2 separate regions of the Mus musculus genome follow, and region 1 is linked to region 2. The links are chromatin loops, found by intact Hi-C in ENCODE. Cell type or tissue: left cerebral cortex. All regions are shown on one strand. Links, peaks and the distances in the headings refer to the core of each region. The heading gives the core; the rest is flanking DNA.

The links. Peaks named below come from ENCODE experiments on the same cell type or tissue, not always from the same donor. Only the 100,000 strongest peaks of a DNase experiment are listed, where the experiment ranks them.
Region 1: a loop joins it to region 2, with 8 times the contacts of the local background. A loop is called at or near these places in 19 of 42 quality-filtered maps.

The regions. Positions count from the first base shown.
Region 1 is chr6:88,070,268-88,080,242 of GRCm38, reverse strand. No RefSeq gene overlaps it. Among named protein-coding and RNA genes, the nearest start is that of Rpn1, 9.2 kb to the left of the region's middle. In left cerebral cortex, for the core only: a CTCF peak has its summit at 5,022; a DNase peak (open chromatin) is centred at 5,008; H3K4me3 peaks cover 1,170 bases; H3K27ac peaks cover 1,158 bases.
Region 2 is chr6:88,007,240-88,017,214 of GRCm38, reverse strand. It overlaps Rab7 (RAB7, member RAS oncogene family), which reads left to right. Exons shown (of 6, transcript NM_009005.3): 2 at 3,517-3,577; 3 at 4,782-4,908. The coding sequence starts at 3,525. Gm34872 (a long non-coding RNA gene) reads right to left here. Exons shown (of 2, transcript XR_003956332.1): 2 at 7,156-8,893. Among named protein-coding and RNA genes, the nearest start is that of Gm34872, 7.2 kb to the right of the region's middle. In left cerebral cortex, for the core only: a CTCF peak has its summit at 5,915; a DNase peak (open chromatin) is centred at 5,901.

The DNA.
Region 1 (9,975 bases), core at 832-8,831, 63 kb before region 2:
ACTGTACAGTCCAGACTAATCTTGAATTCACAGTAATTCTCCCACCTCAGAGCTTTGGTACCATAGGCCTGTACCAACTTGCCTGTCTCTGGGAGTATTCCGAGTTTCCTTATTCCTATTTCTCTGTCTCTCTAAACCCCTGGTTGCAAAACAAGACAAAAGCAACCATGCTGGAAAGTAACCTGGAATCCTCTGGAGGGTAGAAAGTGAAGTGTCAGCTCCTCGGATGCTCCGTCTCTGTCGATGTTTAACACACCAACTGTTCCAGGAGAAGTCCCACTGAGAAGGCTTGCCTTGGGACGTTACCCCAGAAACATTCGGGGAACACTATGGTAGGGACTTTTAAGTACCACAGTGTCCTGAGGTGGTAACAATTGTTGGGGCAAATAATAAGCTGATGAAAGCGTCTAAAAAAGGGAGATGAAGGAATTCGGGGATCCAAAGCCTGCACATATGTAGAACAGGGCAGAAGCACAGGAAATATACAAAGGACTGTAAGATCTGACCTTTGGCCAACCTTTTGGTTCTGTGCACATTGGAAGAGAAGGATGAGATACAGCTGTAAACTGAAGAATTTACTCGTGCCTTGTTCAGCAAGGGCTTGGTGATGATTGAGTTTGTCATCATCAGCTCTTACACAGCAAGAGACCAGATCAGCCACTCTCAGTGTAAGGTCTCCACACGAGCTGTGAACATCTGGGAGCAGGAAGCAGCCACCCACACTTCTGTACACTCTGTCAATACTTGCACACAAAACGGAGAAAGGCTTTGCCGGTTTGCAACCGTCTGAAGCATTGGTCTTTGTTACCAGTGTACATCAGGTCGTCCTTCACTCCTTACACATCCATTCAAGGTTTCCTCCACTCAGCGCACAACTGATCATTAAAGGTAAATAAGTTTTCACATGTGCACAGAACAAAGTTGAGAAATTTAATGATTCTCCATGTTTAAAGAAGTCTCTCTCCAGTAGCCATTGGCCATTCAGCTAGCTGTTCAAACTGTTCACAAATAAAAAATAAAATGGGGGGCTAGGTGTGGTGGTGTACATGTTTAATTTTTAGCATTTTGTGGGCAGAGGCAGGTGGATCTTTCTGGGTTCAATGCTGGGCTGGTCTACAGAGTGAATTGGAAGACAGACAGGGCTATGCAGATACCCTGTCTCAAAAAGAAGAAGCAGGAGGAGGTGGTGATGAAAGAGGAGGAGGAAGAAGAGGAGGAAGAGGAGGAGAGGGAGGATAAAAAGAAAAAACTTTTAACCTTGCAGAGAAATTAGGCAGATAGAAATATAGACAGTGGAGCCTGGACAGATGGTTCAGCAGGTAAAAGCAGTGGCTGCACTTGCAGAAGTCCCAGCACCCTCATGATGACTCACAAACATTAGTAATTCCAGTTCCAGTGGATCTGACATCCTCTTCTGACCTCTGTATCAGGAATGCAGGTAATACATAGACATACGTACAGGCAAAACATCTATACACATGCTGTATATATATTTATATAGTTTTAAGTGTAATTTATTCAAGTGTGGTGGCAAATGTCTGTAATCAAAAGCACTTAAGGAGATATAGGCAGTACAGGCAAGAACAGGTGCTGAAATCCAGCCTGAGTGCACAACATCCTGTCTTGCAAACAAAAAAGGTATTGTTTCAATATGTTGTACTAGGTCAAGTGAATAACCATATGGTTGTTTTTCTTCTTCTTTTCTTTCTTTCTTTCTTTCTTTCTTTCTTTCTTTCTTTCTTTCTTTCTTTCCTTTTCTTTTCCTTTCTTTTCTTTTCCTCCTTCTCCTCCTCCTTTCTCCTCCTCCTCCTCCTTTCTCCTCCTCCTCCTTCTTTCTCCTTCTCCTTCTCCTTTTCCTCCTCCTCCTCTTCCTTTTCCTCCTTCTCTTCCTCTTCCTCGTATTTGTTTGTTTGTTTGTTTGTTGAGACAAAGTTTCTCTGTGTAGTCCTACACTGGCTGTCCTAGAACTCACTCTGTAAACCAGGCTGATCTCAAACTCAAAGAGATCTACCTACCTCTGCCTCTTGAGTGCTGAGATTAAAGGCATGTGGCAACACTGCTTGGCTCTTTTATAATTCTTATTTTTCTTTTTAAATTTTTTTCTTTTTTCTTTTTTTTTGGGGGGGGACATTTATATATCTGTTGGTTTGAACTTTATTATACAACTTTAGAGATAATGCCTTTGCCTCTCCACAAACTTTTAAATTGTTATTAGGCTGGAGAGATGACTCAGTGGTAAGAGCACTGGCTGCTCTTTCAGAGGGCCAGGGGTTCAATTCCCAGCATCCACATGTCAGCTCACAACTGTCTGTAACTCCAGTTTCAGGGGATCTGACAGCAGGGACCCTCACACCAATGCACATAAAATAAATAATTAAATTGTTATCACCCAAAGATTCCTGGCAACCCTTATTATGATCTCAATGTTTATTTTTGGTTGAGTTTTCTCTCACTGTCGGTCGGTCTCTCTCTGTCTCTGTCTGTCTCTCTATCTCTCTCTCTCTGTCTCTCTCTCTCTCTGTGTATACATTTGTTTGCATGAATGCAGGCGAGCACGTGTGTATGTGTCAGAGCACAATACCAGGCATTGGTCCTCACCGTCCTCCTGGTCTGAGTCAGGGTCTTTGTTGGTTTCTGCTACATATGCCAGACTAGCTGGGCCTCAGGTTTCTAGGGGTTCTACCGTCTTTACCTCCACTTCCCTGTAGGCTCACTGTGATACAAAGTCTTGTCCAGCTTTTATGTGGGCTCTGGAAATTCAAACTCAGGTCCTCATGTTTATGGGGCAAGTGTTTTTACCCCTGACTCATCCTTCCAGCACTCCATGAATCTTTTTGTTTGTGTGGTCTAGACAGCATCTCACTGTTTAGCCCTGACTGACCTAGAACCATGCACCACACCTGGCCATATAAACTGACAATGTTTGTTTGTTTTTAAATAAGAGGGAGAGCGCAGGCAAAGGGATCTGGAAGATTCCAGAGCAGAGAGGCAGAGAGAGAAAGTAGGAAACTAAAGATGGTCAGAAGACTGACCTGGTCATGAGAATAGTAAGAGCAGAGAGCATGTAAGGAGAAACAAAAATGGGAGACAGAGAAATAGGTAAAATGGGGCAAAGAACAAAGCATAGCCGAAATAGCAGGGTTATAAGGAGAGAGTGGCTTGAAAGGAGGAAAACCTGAGTGTAGGAAAACTCTAGGGTGGGGAGGAGGTGAGAAGGGCAAGGGTGCTAGCATGGCCTCTGAAATGTCTGACAGGTACTGTATGGTGACGACGAGGGAGGCTGGTGACCAGCCTGCGCTCTGCTACGCTAATAGAAACCACAGGTAACTCTTTTTCTTTTCTGCCTTTCAGAATTTAGGGAAATAGAGTTTCCTTTGGACCTGGCAGACTTGTGCTTTTTGTTTGTTTGTTTTGTTTTTGTCACAACAGGTGGCACTATGTAGCTCTAGCCATTAGCATTATATCTAAGCTCCATTCCACAGTTACCTGGCAACAGCCAGGTATGCTCCTCTCCATAGTTACCCGGCAACAGCTAGGTAGGGACCCAATATAAAAGGGGCTTCTGGCCCCCTCCTATTTCTTTTGCTCTTCCCTTCTTGCTCCCTGTTGCCCCCTTCTCTCTCTCTGTCTCTCTCTGTCTCTGTCTCTGTCTCTCTCTCTCCCTTTCTCTGCCTCTACTACCCTCTTAACTCCCTTCCCCATGCGCTGAATAAACTCTTTTCTATACAATACCATCATGTGGCTGGTCCCTCCAGGGGAAGGGATGCCTTGGCATGGGCCCCCTTCCCCCATACCTGACTACACCCCCATAGAACATATCTCCCCTCTCTTTATCTTTTTATAAACACATCTATCTTTTTATAAACACATCTACTATCTGTGGAACTCACTATGTAGGCCAGACTGGCCTCAAACTCACAGACGTCTGCCTGCATCTGTCCCCTGAGAGATAGGATTAAAGGGGTGCACCACTACACCCAGTATTGTGTGGATTTTAAAAGATAATATAATCAGAAACATTCTAAGTTTTCTTCCCTTAAACTCACAAGCACCCCCACAGGATCTTCTTTTATACTTATGGAGATAATTAGTTTGGACTTTTTCATCAACCTTTTTTTTTTTTTTTTCTGTTAGATTTCTTCACTAAGCATCTTCAGTGTCCTGGTAACTTCCTAATTTCTTGGTGCACATGGTGTTCTTATATTTGTACACCTTTCTTGGCAACTCAAATACATTGTCCAAAATGTTTCCTCTAGGACTCCACTCTTTTCCAGTCTCAAAACACCTAACATCAACTCAGACTCTTGCTTCTGATCCTTCAGGATTTCTACATTTTTCTCCTTCTTCCTCTACTACATTAAGCTAGGAGATCTTATATCTTATTTTGGTCCCCTAGACGGAAATAAAAACATTTTGAATCATAACTGACATAGTGCCTCCCTCTTTGTAATCCCAGCACATAAGAGGCTTAAACAGAAGGATAACTATGAATTGAAGGCCACACTGGGCTCCAGTGAATTCCATAGTCCATAAGCAATCTGTAGAGATTCTATTTCAAAAACAAAAACCAATAACAAACACTTCTGACCTTTGCGGGCCCCTAAACACACTGCATGGTGCACACATATACATGGAGATAAAACAGTCCTAAACATAAAATAAATACGTTTTATTTTTTTAAAAAAATCTGGCACTGTAACTAAAAGATCATTAACTCTCACAATGATGAATGCAAAGGCCTCCAATTCTGTCTCGACCAGGAGTTAGCTAAGCCCGTGAGGAGGAAGTGATTCGGTTTCTTCCCCGGAAAACTTTAGCATGTTCTCAGCTCCTGGCCTCCATCTCTAACTCGTCTGGCCTCGCCCCTCCAGGCTCCGCCCCTCCAGGCTGTGCGCTGAGTAAACTCAGCCTGGTTAGAACTCCAGGCTCTCTCCTGCTTGTTGATGTCAATGGTCCTGGCCGACCCGGAAGCAGAATTCCCAAGTCAAAGACCTCGCATCGGATAAAGCAGCGCTGCCGCTAGGGGGTGTGGAAGCCGCGGTGACGTCCTGCGACTTCTCTTAAGCTAGCCTGCGCCTCCGGAAATGAAGGCTTGTAGCACTCGCTCTCGCCGCTTCCTTCCTGTTGTTCGTGTGTGGACAGGCATCCTTGCTTAGAAGCAATCGCTGAGATTTCACCTACAGGATCACCACTGCGGAGTTCCTGTAGTTGCGGGAGGCAACCCAGAGGAGAAGCCGGCGAAGCAGCGGGTGCCCATGGCTAAAGGAATGAAGCCTGGTCTCCTAGCCATTGTGGTTGGGTGCCAGGAGCACGAAGGCGAAGGTGCCACTCCATATGGTGTAATGACAGTGTTTCCTTGCCAGTGTTCTTGAGGGTTTTCCAAGACACAAAACTTGACTGCAGACAGTCTCCCTTTTCCAGTTTTCAGCAACAATTCTTTTTGGTTTTTCAAGACAGGGTTTCTCTGTGTAGCCCTGGCTGTCCTGGAACTCATTCTGTAAGACCAGGCTGGCCTCGAACTCAGAAATCCGCCTGCCTCTTCCTCCCGAGTGCTGGGATTAAAGGCGTGCGCCACCACGCTCGGCTCAGCAACAATTTTCTTTCTTTTTTTTTTTTTAGCACTATTTTGCACATGGATTTCTTATTTATTTATTTATTTATTTACTTATTTATTATATGTAAGTACACTGTAGCTGTCTTCAGACACTCCAGAGGAGGGCATCAGATCCCATTACGGTTGTGAGCCACCATGTGGTTGCTGGGATTTGAACTCAGGACCTCTGGAAGAGCAGTCAGTGCTCTTAACCACTGAGCCATCTCTCCAGCCCCTCAGCAACAATTCTTAACCCGGCAGAGTGAAACCTTTTCCGCGGGAATCTCTAATCCCTAACAGTGCAGAACAGTGATTTGTGGAGCTGAGGCAGTTTAGAAAGCCAGGGAAAATTAGGGCGCCATGGGAGAGAAAGGGGCCCTAGAAGAGAATACTGTGAATTAAGAATTCTCTGCGAACATTGCCTTCACAGACTATTTTTTTTTATTTTTTTTTAAAGATTTATTTATTTATTATATGTAAGTACACTGTAGCTGTCTTCTGACACACCAGAAGAGGGAGTCAGATCTCGTTAGGGATGGTTGTGAGCCACCATGTGGTTGCTGGGATTTGAACTCAGGACCTTTGGAAGAGCAGTCAGGTGCTCTTACCTGCTGAACCATCTCACCAGCCCCGACTATTTTTATTAAATAGGAATATGTCAAAGAATGTAACAATAGCTGAGTTTGTGGCGCTCAGTGAGTTTGAAACTAGCCTGAGCTTTGGAGGGTGGTCTTGCCTCCATCCAAAAGGAAGAACGCAAGGTCTTAGACTGTTTGGCCTTAAAGCATGATTCTTTGACATTTTGTTTTAACTTTTTGAGAGGTTACATGTAGCATAGGTTGGTCCCAATTTTATATAGCTAATGATGCTCTTGACTTTCTGATCTCCTACCTCTTCCTCCGAGAGCTGGGAATCAGGTGCCCTGCCACACCTAACTTTATTTGGTTTTACTTTTTGAGGCAGGGTCTCACACTAGCCCAGGCTGGCTCTGGCTAGCTGGTGGCTTGTCTCATGCCTTAGCCACCCCAGCGCTAGGATTATAGGTATGGTCACCACACCTGGATACACCTTTGAGTTTCACTTTTAAGGACCCTAAGCTGTGACTTGTAACTTTCCGAAGATCTTAAAAGATTACTAGCCTTATATACCAGTCAAAACGAGGTTTCACGTCACTGTAACCACTATAGTAAAGATGGATGTGGCATGTCAACCTGTGCTTTTGTCCTGTCAGCCTATGATCCTGTCCAACCTACCTCAGAAAACAAACTGTGCTCACACTTTAAAAAAAAAAAAAAAAAAAAAGACGAGGGAACAAAGTTCTTCAGAACACTTTGGATAGCGTACCTTCAAAAGTTGCCCCAATCATACATACGACAATATTAAAACACTTACATGTAGCCGTGAGTTGAGAAACCCATACCTACACTTGGATATTTAATGTGTACTGTACTCCTAAGCATCTTTCTCTTTAAATATCTAAGTTTAAATGTATGCTTAAAAAAACCTTTTTTTTTTTTAAGGACATGATCTCACTATGTATCTTCAGTTGGCCTGGAACTCGCCATGTACACCAGGTTGGCCTCAAGCTCACATAGATCACCTGCCTCCGCCTACTGCCACTATGCCCAATCGAAAACATTCTCGTTATAAACGTGTCGCAAATCCTCCTGGACTTCTCTCTGCAGCAGGTCAAGAATCCCAGCTTTGGGGGAGGCTAGCAATGTGGATTCCTGTAATGGACAAAGTCCTGTCAGACCTCCAGTGGACTTCCTCCACTCCATAAACCAGGAGTGAGAGTGTACACTTGTGAGCCCAGCACTCAGGAGGGTCAGGAGTTCAAGGTCATTATCAGCAGAATAGCAAATTCAAGCCAACCTGGGCTACAAGAGACTCTAACTCAAAGACAAAATTTTATCTTTGGGTCTGGAGATGTAGTTCAGATGGTGGTGTGCTTGCCTAACATCTACAAAACCCTGAGTTTTATCCCCAGTAACACATAAGCCAGACAGAGTGGAATAAACTTGTAATCCCAGCACTTGAGACTGGAGGCAAGTAGCAAGTTTGAGATCAACCTGGAGCACATGAGACAATTTACAAAAACTAAAAAAAAAAAAAAAAAAAAATCCTGGCCAGGCATTTGGGGCTCACAACTCTCAGCCCAGTACTCTGGAGCCAGAAGCAGATTATCTCTGTAAGGCCTGTCTGGTCAACATGGCAAGTTCCAGGCCAACCTAGATTATACAGTGAGACCCTGACTCCAAAAACAAAGAGAAAAGCAAAACAAACAAACAAAAATCCTTGCTCACATGAATCTCTGTAGAGAATTTAAGTCTTGTTTTTAATACAGTTGAGGTGTAACTCCCCACTTTTCTCTGCTGTTGACAGAACCAACTCCAAAGTGTATGAGATCTAAGCACAGAAAAATGTATAGAGAGAGGCCACTGCTTTTAGACAAAAACCATCCACTCAGGTGAAGATATATGAGTTTGTGGAGCATTGACTAGCTCACCAGGAATAACCAGCTGGTAACTGACCAACAAAAGGATCAAATTTTTTGAGGTTCATAGATTATGATTCCTAAGCATCTATTTGTCTGTCACACACACACACACACACACACACACACACACACTCCTAAATGCACACACCCATGAATGAAGGCGAGTGGACTGCTTGTGGGAGTTGGTTCTCCCACATGGAGATCTAACTCAAATCTTCAGACACAATGGCCAGTGCCTTTATCCACTGAGCCATGTCAATAAACTACAATTTAGGGGACACAAGTTATGAGCTAGTGTATGGGGGTATGATATGACAACTGGCAGATGGTGCATGGGGGAAATTACCATAAATTTTCACCTGAAACTGAAGGACATTACAGTTTGTTTGTTTGTTTGTTTGTTTGTTTGTTTGTTTGTTTGTTTCAAGACAGGGTTCCTCTGTACAGAGCTGGCTATCCTGGAACTCACTCTGTAGACCAGGCTGGCCTCGAACTCAGAAATCTGCCTGCCTCTGCCTCCCAAGTGCTGGGATTAAAGGTGTGCACCACCACTACCCGGCGACATTCCAGTTCTTAACACTGGGTCCTTTTGCCTCTGTCTGGGACTTGTTCTTTTGTGAGTTGCTGCTTACCTTAAATTTCAGAGTCACAGATCTTATAAACAACCTGTGAGGCGAGTGGACATTGCCCCCTGAGCCAGCAGTTCCCTTCACAGCAAAAGCAAACTTCCCTCAGCACCAGGCTGGCTGTAGGAACACATTCTGCCCCCTCCCCCAGGAACAGCAACTTTATGGACTCTGAAAGACTCTGACCTTTGTTCCTCAGTAGCCCCTAAAAACAGGCCCACTGAAGGTAAGGTTCCTTTTCCTGTTCCACGCCCTTTCCTTTCCTGCTCTTTCAGAGTGAGTAGTAAAATCCAATCCGTTAGGATCCCCGAGTCCAGCTTTTCTTCTGGGGCTCTAGACACAGATCTGGAAAGATTAATAAGATACAGTTTGAGGATAAAACTTTCAACATTAGTAGGTAATACGTGCTGTCAGGAATACAAATCCAAGCGGCACCCTGAGCCCTCTTGGAAGTTCCGTGTGGTTATTTGGGGAGGTGGAGAGTGAGCAGGGGCATGAAATTTATCTTCTGTCATCACATCCGTGACTTTCTGCTGAACACATTGCAGTGGCTTTTTCAGTTGATATGTGCTTTGGGATTAATATTACAGAAAGCTGGTAGCATTAAGTTTGAGTCAGAGCCCAGTGCAGACTTAAAATCATTTGTAAAATTATTTTCAGTGTTTAAAAAAATAAAGTAGCTAGCCGGGCATGGTGGCACATGGCTTTAATCCCAGCACTCAGGAAGCAGACACAGGTGAATTTCTGAGTTCGAGGCCAGCCTGGTCTACAGAGTGAGTTCCAGGACAGCCAGGGCTACTCAAGAAACCCTGTCTCGAAAACCCAAAAAAAAAAAAAAAAAAAAAAAAAAAAAAAAAAGTAGCACTGGGCGTGGCATTTAGTCCTAGCGTTCAGGGGACAGAGGCAAGCGGGTCTCTAGGCCAGCCTGGTGTACAGAATGAGTTCCCTGTCTCCCAAAACCAATAAACAACCCAATAAATAAATAAATAAATAAACAAATAAATAGCAATCAGACTGAGAGCTCATGCTTATTTTTTTTTCAGCACTTGTAGACTGAGGCAGGAGAATTGTGAGCTTGAGGTCAACCTGGGCTGCAGTGTAATTCGTGTCAGAGAGAGAGAGATAGATAGAGAGTCAGAGAGAGAGAGACAGGCAAAGAGACAGAGATACACAGAGAGAGAGACAGAGAGAGACAGAGAGAGAGACAGAAAGAGAGACAGATCTGAGAATTGGTGTTGATCCTGTATGTCACATTT
Region 2 (9,975 bases), core at 1,070-9,069:
ACCCTGATGTAGGATGCTGAAGCCCACCGTGGGCCTCCTGAGGGCAGTCAATCACTTGGGAACTTTTCCCTGTAAGGAATAAATGGCTCTGCTAAGAGTGACTCTGATATCTGTGAGCCCAGCCATATGCTGAGTGGACTCTTGTGGGTGGGAGCAAGCGCCCACTGCCTCCTGCTTGCCGCGTGTACTCTGAGGGTGAAAGATCTCTCATTCCTGACTCCTCCTTCAGCTCCTGCTGCCTCTCAAGGAAGAGTGTCCCACAGACAGAGGGGTGCACTTACTTCTCTTTCCCCTCTCCCTCTCTCTGGTTCCTCTCTCCCTCTCCTTTTGGTGCTGAGGATCAGACCTAGGGCCTTGCATGGGCTAGACATGCCCTCTGACCCCAGAGCAATGCTTAGCCCCATTCTCAACATCCTCCTTTCCACATTTACCATAAATTAACAACCCGGGAGACTCAAAATAACCAAATCCTATGCTCAAAACACCGTCCGCTGTTGTGGGAATCAATGGCTTTGGGGCAGCAACCCTGTGTAGTTTCCAGAGTTGGAAGCTGAAGAAAGTGACTCTTAAGGTGTCTCACTTCACTGCGGCCCAGTCAGCATGTTAGGTGCTTCCTTTCTGATACTCAAAAAGGCTACTAAGAAATCAAGCTATGGCCAAGCCATATATATATGGTGCACATATTTAATCCTAGCAGTCAGGAGGCAGAGACAGAGGCAGTGGTGGGTCTCTGTGAGTTCTAGACCTGCCTAGTCTACATAGTGAGACTTTGTAAAAAGAAGTTTTTACAACAGGTATCCACCGGTATAGTGTTATTCATCTCAAAAAGTGATACCAGCCAGGCAATGGTGGTGCACACCTTTAATCTTGGGATTAAAGTACTTAGGAGGCAGAGGCTGACAGATCTCTTAAGTTTGAGGACAGCCAGGGCTACATGGAGAAACCCTGTCTCGAAAAACAAAACAAAAAGGTGATGCTAGATCTTCAGTGAGACTGAAACCTTGCTGAGTCAACACAGACTCTGGGACGGTGGGGTTGGGAGTAAGACTCCATATGTATGTATGTATGTATGTATGTATGTATGTATGTATGTAATGTATGGTTTAGAGTATGAGAAAACTCTAGATAGGACAGGTGGCTGAAGGAAGCTGTCTCCGAGGGTTCAGCTTCCTTACACAGCCTGTGGGTGTTTTTCTTATCAGTGTCACTGAGCTTAATAGGCTGTCATGCACTATGGGGGTGGGGTGGGGGTGGGGCAGCATTGGGCAGTGAGAATAGGCAGACTTTGTCTGATAGTTGATCTTGGTTGCTGACTTCATTTGACTGAGAGATACTTAGGAAATGTATAAGGCTTGTCTCTGAGTGTGTCTGTGATGGCATTTCCAGAAGTGATTTTTTTATTGTATTGATTTTATTGTGTGTATATGTGTGTGCATGTCCCAGCATATATGTGGAGGTCAGAGGACAACTTTCACAAACTGGTTCTCTCCTTCCAGGCTTTAGGACCGGGGATTGAGCTCAGGTCATCAGGTTTGGAGGCAAGAGCCCTTATCTGCTGAGCCATCTCACTGACCCCAGAGACAGTTAAGTAGGGAGACAGTCTTTGAATGTGGGTGGCACCATCTCATACCTTTTGGTGGGAGGTGGAGGCTGATGGAATAAAAGGGACAGGAGGAAGTCTAGTGCACAGGCTTTCTTGCTGTGTGTTTTCTGGGTATTGTGATGGCACCAGTTTCACTCCACACTCTCCCTACCGTGATCTTATTATGGGCCCACAGTCCTTGCAGTTGCCCTGTTGCCTTTGAAACTGTGATCTAAAATAAATCATTTCAAGGGATTACCTGCTTTTTGTCCTAAGCAAATGGCTCATTAGTTCTTGAGCTACCACTCCCTTTGCCACGCTGTCCCTATAGCCAGAGACAATGGAAACAGTCACTTTGAGGGACATAGGGTTCCACTTCCTTGTGAGTCAGTTGGTACAGCATCTCCTGTGTGCTCTTGGGTGTGCTATCACCCATTGAAAAGGCAGTTGGCCCTGAACTTCTTCCCTTGTCATCTGGACTCTATTCTGTTCTCTGTCTGACCTGTGTTTGGGACATATATTAAAATAACAGCAACCAGTACTTGTCAGTTTACACCCAATACTCAGCTAACAAGCGGTATTTTTGAAACCCAATCATTTTCTGGTAAGCTCTTTCTTTGTTAAAGATCAAGGATTGACAAGACCTGGAAGAGTGAACCAAGGGTCAGCATGTTACATACTGTACAGTCATGGAAGCCAAGGCTGCCTAGTTTTTTGGCAAAAGGTTGTCCCTAAACAGAGTTGCACTGTGAAGCATTGTTCATCCTCCAGTCTCATGTTTGATAATTCTTTACTTGGCACCAGGCAAATAGAAAACAAAACTGTCCTCATGGAGAATTTTAGAAAGTGGAGAATATATATATATTTAGATTTATGTAAGTGGGTTTTTTTTTTTTTTTTTGGTTTTTCGAGACGGGGTTTCTCTGTATAGCCCTGGCTGTCCTGGAACTCACTCTGTAGACCACGCTGGCCTCGAACTCAGAAATCCGCCTGCCTCTGCCTCCGGAGTGCTGGGATCAAAGGCGTGCACCACCACGCCCGGCCTATGTAAGTGTTTTAAAGCAGCAAACAGTAGTTGGGGGAGAGGGAGGGGTGTCTTAGGTTACAGTTGCTGAGATGAAGAAGCTATGGAAGATTGTTATTTACTGGACTGTTCCTCATAGCTTGCTCAGCCTTCTTTCTTATAGAATCCAGGACCAAAATCCCAGGCAGGGGTGGCACTACACACAAAAGGCTGTGCCCTCTCCCATCAATCACTAATTAAAAAAATGGCCTACAGACTTGTTGACAGAAAATATTACAGAAATATTTTCTCAGTTAAGGCTCCCTTCTCTCTGGTGACTTTAGCTTGTGTCAAGTTGACATAAAACTAGCCAGCACAGGGCGCTCCTTAAATTGGTTCCTAACTGGCTGTGGTGGCACACACTCTTAATCCCAATGCCCAGGAGGCAAAAGCAGACAGGTCTCAGAGTTAAAGACCATCTCGTGGTCAGCCAGAGCCACACAGAAACCCTGATTCTAAAAAATGAAAGAAAGGAGGAAGGGAGAGAGGAAAAGGAAGGAAGGAAGGAAGGAAGGAAGGAAGGAAGGAAGGAAGGAAGGAAGGAAGGAAGGAAGGAAGGAAGGAAATAGGTTCCTTTGCTGAGAAAGTAGTGCTTAATCTTCACTTGTGAGATTTGTGAGTCTGTTTGGAGTGTTAATCCCAACTGCTGATGCCAGTAATGGACCCAGCACTTGAGGAGAGAGAGGGCACCGGCATCCGTTCAGCCCCTGCCCTGCTGTCTTGTTAGGTTAGCTAAAGGGTTCACAGGCCGGGGGCCAGTCTGAGTGAGGGCTGGGGCTCAGCTCCTGGCAGACCAGAGTGGCTGCACTGTAGACAATGCAAAACTGCCTTAATGTTTCTTCAGCTCACCTGCACTTTCTCCTCCCGACAGCTTCAAGGATGACCTCTAGGAAGAAAGTGTTGCTGAAGGTCATCATCCTGGGGGACTCTGGGTAAGTGTTTCTCACGAATCTGACCTCAGATTGGCTTGGAGCTTCATCCTCACTGATCTCAAGGCAGTTCCACATTCGGCTCTGGGCCTGGCCTCTATCCTTTACTGTTGGGGTTTCCTGTGTTTGGCCTATTGAAATGCTTAAGGAACCCTCAAACAAGTATTTTCTTGTTTTTGAAAGTGCCTTCCAGTGGGGTAGAGTATAGGAATAGTGTCTCCTGCCCAGGACTGTGAGAAATGGCATACTGTCTGAAAGGAGTCTCAAGGCCTTTGAGGATTACAGACCTCACTCTACTTCTGTAAATTCTAATTGTGTTGCAGAACTGGGTAGAACCAGCACCTTAGACCACTGGTCAGCCATTGCGCTATACCCCTGGCAAGGCAAGCACTACTGTCTTAGGCTGTATGTATGTGCACTCTTTGTGGAAAGCCTTGAACAAGGAAAGCATTGGCGCTTTCTTTAGGTTGCATTACCCTGACCCTACCCTTATCTTACTGAACACTTGGTTGGTGAGTTTTCTTGGTGAAAAAATTCCTTGGGAGGGACATTCTTAATGTTTTATTATGTATGTGCATATGCGTGTGGGTGTGAAGGTCCGTGCAAGAATTGTTTTTCCTCCTGCTCTGGGGGCCCTGGGATTGAATTAAGTTTTCAGGCTTGGCAATAGGTGCCTTTCGCTTTAGCCATCAAACAGGCCCTGTTTTGTTGTTTTGCTTGGGCTTTAGTTTTGAAACAAAAACTGTGGCTCAATGCCCTTGAACTCACTGTGCAGCCCAGTCTAGCCTCAGGCTCTCAGTGCTGCTGCCTCTATCTCTAAGCACTGAATTCCAGGCATGTGGGGCTACACCTGTCTTGGAACATTCCTTTCTGGCTACATACTGCTGAGTGGCTTCCTCCTGGTGTTACTTGACCACACTGAGTGATGCATAAACACCTGAGATTACAAAGCCGTTTGGAGTGATCTTATCACAAAGTTCCATTTAGGAGTGAGTGAGTTTGTGTGTGTTTCTTTTAGTAAAATGCTTTGTTTTGTTTTTAAACTGTTGCAGTACCGGGAGTTAAACCCAGGCCTGGTGTATGTCAGGCAAGCACTCTACCAACTAAACGCTCTTCCTAGCTCAGGCATGTTGCTTTGAACATTGTAAACACAAATCCCTTTCAGTCCCTTATTTGACTCAGACATGTGGGTTTTGTTCAATTTCAGTGTTGGAAAGACCTCTCTCATGAACCAGTATGTGAACAAGAAGTTCAGTAACCAGTACAAAGCCACAATAGGAGCGGACTTTCTGACCAAGGAGGTGATGGTGGACGACAGACTTGTTACCATGCAGGTGAGCCACTGCTCAGCCTGGAGCCAGACTGCCAGCTTACTGAGTCTTCTTTAAATGAAGTCTTCTTTAAATGGTGGGTGGGTGGGTGGGGGTGGAGTTGGCTTGCTTTCTTCCTTTCTGTGAGTTGTAGGGATTAAACACAGGTCATGAAGCTTCTGTGCGGAGCACTTCACCTCTGGGTAGCACCTTCTGTGCTGAGCCCTCGTGTAGGCCCAGTTGATTGCATCCAGACTGTCTGTCATACCTCCGTGCTTTTCAAACTTACCATTATATTTGTGGAGAATGGATAATTGGCTGCAAATAGTGTTGTTGGATAAAATAGCAGTAAAAGCACGGTCGGGAGCATGGTGGAGACAGAGCCCGAGCCCCATGCAGGCTGAGTGCACATGCTCCCGCCATGCATGAGCACGGAGCCACACCCCAATCCTAAATTTGAAATTTATATTACAAGACAACTAGGAATTTTTGTAAAATTTAATTTTAGCTACAGTTATTGTCTTTTTTTTTTTCATTTCTTTTCCCTTTCTATTTATTTATGTTTGTTTTTTCAAGATAGGGTTTCCTTGTATAGCCTGGCTGTCCTGGAACTCACTCTGTAGACCAGGCTGGCCTCAAACTCAGAAAAATCCACCTGCCTCTGCCTCCCAAGTGCTGGGATCAAAGGTTTGTGCTACCATGCCTAGCTTCTTTTTCCTTCCTTTTTTCCTTCCTTTTTTCCTTCCTTTTTTCCTTCCTTCCCTTCCCTTCCCTTCCCTTCCCTTCCCTTCCCTTCCCTTCCCTTCCCTTCCCTTCCCTTCCCTTCCCTTCCCTTCCCTTCCCTTCCCTTCCTTCCTTCCTTCCTTCCTTCCTTCTTTCTTTCTTTCTTTCTTTCTTTCTTTCTTTCTTTCTTTCTATAAGGATTTATTTATATGTAAATACACTAAAGCTGTCTTTAGACACTCCAGAAGAAGGCATCAGATCTCATTAAGGATGGTTGTGAGCCACCATGTGGTTGCTGGGAGAATTGAACTCAGGACCTCTGGAAGAGCAGTCAGTGCTCTTCACTGTTGAGCCATCTCTCCAGCCCCTTCTTTTTCCTTTCTAAACTTAGCAACCTACCGGTTTCTTCTGTGTTCTAAAATATCTTTATTTATTTATCTTTCTTTCTTTTGGAGGCATTGGTGTCTGTATTCATGACTGACCTTGAACTCATAAATTGCACTGGGGTGCTGGGATTAAAGTTCTGTAGCTTATCTAAGTGCCTTTGTTCAGTGCTTCAGCTTGGAAATCTTTCTGGGTTTTCCTAACTTCTGATAGCAAATATTAAGGTAGTAGTTAACTATTTAATTGTTGACTATCCTAAATTGATGTCTCGGTGATTAAAAGTGATTTAAAGCACTAGCTGCTCTTTACAGAGGACCCAGCTTCAGTTCTCAGCACTGCTGTGTATAACTTCAGTTCTAAGGGACCTGATACCCTCTTCTGCTCTCTAGGCAATTTGGTGCACAAGTGCAGGCAAACACATAAATAAAAACATTTTTATAAAGTTGAGTTCTGTAAGGCTGATTTAGTGTTTCCATATGTCTGCGCACCTTATGCCCCATGTGTATTAGTATACATGGTTGTTGAGGCATTTTATGTAGTGTGTACACTGGCTTGTGCACGAACGAACACCTCTTGAAAAAGAATCCCAATATATTTGTCTTGTCTTCTGGTCCATGATCTCGCTGAGGTAGTTGGTACAGTGACACCAAACTAAAGAAACAGGAGAACATCTTTTTTGTTGTTGTTGTTGCGTTTTACGTTAAAACTGAGGTCAGGCCGGGCAGTGGTGGCGCACGCCTTTAATCCCAGCACTTGGGAGGCAGAGACAGGTGGATTTCTGAGTTCGAGGCCAGCCTGGTCTACAGAGTGAGTTCCAGGACAGCCAAGACTATACAGAGAAACCCTGTCTTGAAAAACCAAAAAAAACAAAAACAAAAACAAAACTAAGGTCAGTCACCGTACATGTTTGTGTGGTGTGGTAGTGTGTGTATGTGTGTGTGTGTGTGTGTGTGTGTGTGTGTGTGTGTGTGTGTGTGTGTGTGTGTGTGTATACAGGTACATGTGTACCAAGGAATGAGTGTGCCAGTTAGAAAACAACTTCAGGTGTTCGTCCATCCATCCATCCGTTTTCTTAGGCAGGATCTCACTTTGTAGCCCTGGCTGTCATTGAACTCAGAAGAAATCAACTCCTAACTGCTAGGATGAAAGGTGTGCACCATTTGAGACAGGGTCTTCGAAATTTATATTCTGGTTTTTCTACTACATACACAAAGCATACACATAACTAAAGCAACAAAAACAAAAGTGGGGCAGGAGAGGTGGCTCCATGGATGAAGAAAGCCCTTGCTTGCTATGCAAAATGTGAGGATCCATGCTGAAATTCCCAGAACCCAAGTAAAACCAGATACACAAGGGATGCATCTATGTGGCGAGCACTATAACAGGGAGACAGGAGACAAACAGGCAAGCGCTGTAAGGTAAGAACTCTGAATTGGCTCACAGTTTAGGATGGGGGTAATGTGAGTCGGCCTTGCCTAGCACATATGCACATACATTGGAAGATACTCAAAATACCTGAGTGAAAGTTAAGACACCAAATTTGGGGAAAGGACATTTCTGGAACAAAGAGGGAAGTGAAATTGTGATAGGCTCAGAGGGTTGGGATGGGATGATTTTTAAGTTTTAACTTTGGAAGGAGTAGAGATGTAAGCTTCTACTCACGTGTGGAGTCAGAACTGAGAGACACCCTCTTCTCGCCACTCCATCCCCAGCAGACACACACTGTACACCACATGTCCAGTCCCCACAAAGAATGTAAAAGCAGGACAGGGAGACAGGCCAAATATGTGGCAAGACTTCTGGGACTCAGAGGTTTGAGATTGCCCCATTGTCTCCCTGTCCACATGTGTGGTGGTTCCTGTGGTGTGTTTAGGGAACGGAGAACTTGGAATTGAACCTACAGTCTCTTAAGTGCTCTGCTGTTGGGCTTTGTCCCCAGACCTTTTCAAATGAGTGTCTTGAGACAAGGTGTCATTTTGATACGAACTTGAACTTGCAAATCTCTTGTTTCAGCCTCCCCAGGAGCTAAAATTAAAGGTTTGTGCACCTAGATTCAACTTGATGTGTGTAGAATGTAAGTTTATACTCTTCAAAGAATAGGGACCTCTATCTTAAAGAATTTAACAGAAACACATGCCCTTAATGACAAAAGTAAGATTTCTCTGTAGGACACTTACAATTGGAGTGAGAGGATATATGTTCCTGGCCATTTGAGGAAATCATGTCCCAGGTCATCTTCATAGTGACTACCGTTTCTTAAAACAGGAATAGAAACCAAAATGGAAAAAGTGCTATAAAAAATGAGGATATGGAAAATTTAGAACTTAAAAAAACTGGGGAATGCAAAAACACCAAAATAAGTGAAAGGCACCGTTAAACTCTAGAAGTGTGGGTAAGCTGCAGGGTTTGGGCAGGGGTTCGGAAGGCCTGGCTAGGTGTAGTGGCGCATGCCAATAACCCCAGCATTTGGGAGGCAGAGGCAGGTAGACCTTTACCAGTTCTGTGGACCTCTATGAGGCCAGGCTGGTCTACACAGGAAAATATATTCAGAGCTACATAGTAAGACAGTGTTTTGGAAAAACAACAAAACAAATTAAACAAAAAGGAACTCAAGACTGTAGGAAGCCAAATGCTAGGCCCAAGAGCCCCCAGAAAGAATGTGTGACTTGAAGGAAGGGCAGTGAGGCTGGTGTTCTTTCCAGCAGTAGGAAAACAGGTGCTGATAAAACACAGGAGTTGCACAGACCTGCACCATCTGCGCCCAGCCCAGGATTGAGAGCCACACTCACTGCTGCAGTGTATCCCACAGATAGCGTCAAATGAGCCACACTGGAGACCCAAGCACAGAAGAGTCCAGGAGAGAGCAGGATGAGGTAGCCACTTCTGAATGATGGTGCAGAGTCTGGAGTGAGCCCGCAGAGTCAAGAGTTTTTGCAGGTTGTAGTAAAAGATAAGAAAAGGAATACATCACACAGAAGAACCCAGTGGTGACCTTCTTGGTCTTTGAGAGTGCTTTTTGTACTTACAAAGGAGCCAGGTCGCTTTCACTGCTAGTTTAGGCTCATCCATGACAATTGATTTATTTTTACAGGTGAGGGTTTACTCTATATAGCCCAGGCTACTCTCAAACTCTTGCAATTGTTTTACCTGTGTCTTCCCAAGTGCTAGGAATACCAGCAGGAATTGTCAGACCCAGTTAACATATTAGAACTCCTCCCCTCTTTAGGGGATGGGCAGTGTTAGGGCCTTAGCCTAGAGCCTCCTACAAGACTAGGTGTTCTACCACAGACCTCTGACTCCAGCTCTGTACATTGGTTTTAATTTAAAACAAACAAACAAAAAAACCAAAACAAAAAAAACCCTTACATCTGCAGAGAACAAATAGGCAATATAGATTTGGGGAGAAAAGAATTAAGTTTCTAGAACTTGGGAAATTTCACTTATTAGTAGATTGGACATAGCAGAGAGGATGTGCAAAAAAGAAACAGAAAAGAAAGCTGGGTGAGGCCACACCCACTCGTTTTTCCCATGTCTTTACACATGCCCAGCGAGTGATTTCCATTGAGCTGTATATAAAAGAATTTGGCTCCTACACTAAGGAGACCAGGATTGGCGTTGCACATTGTCAGGTCCAGTGGAGTAGTGATGGCTGTTTTACCATTCACGTTTCTGATACTGTTGAGGAAAAGCTACAAGTCAGTGTGCAGTGCTGGGCACAGCTGGGTAGGTGTGCATGGACACTCCAGGCTTTGTAAGCCATCATAGTGAAGCCGTGGAGTAGCGTAGATACACAGAAGGCCCACAGGATAGGACAGGACACGGGCGACAGGGGCCTTGCTGGGAACTCTAAGGGACACAGGTTGTACTTGACTGGACCAAGACCTTCAAGTGGAGCAGCCAGAAGGTTCAGGACCCGAGGTAAAAAATGCACAAAGTAAAAACGTGCACATGGAAAGTAGAGGAGTGAGAACAAGTCCTACAGGT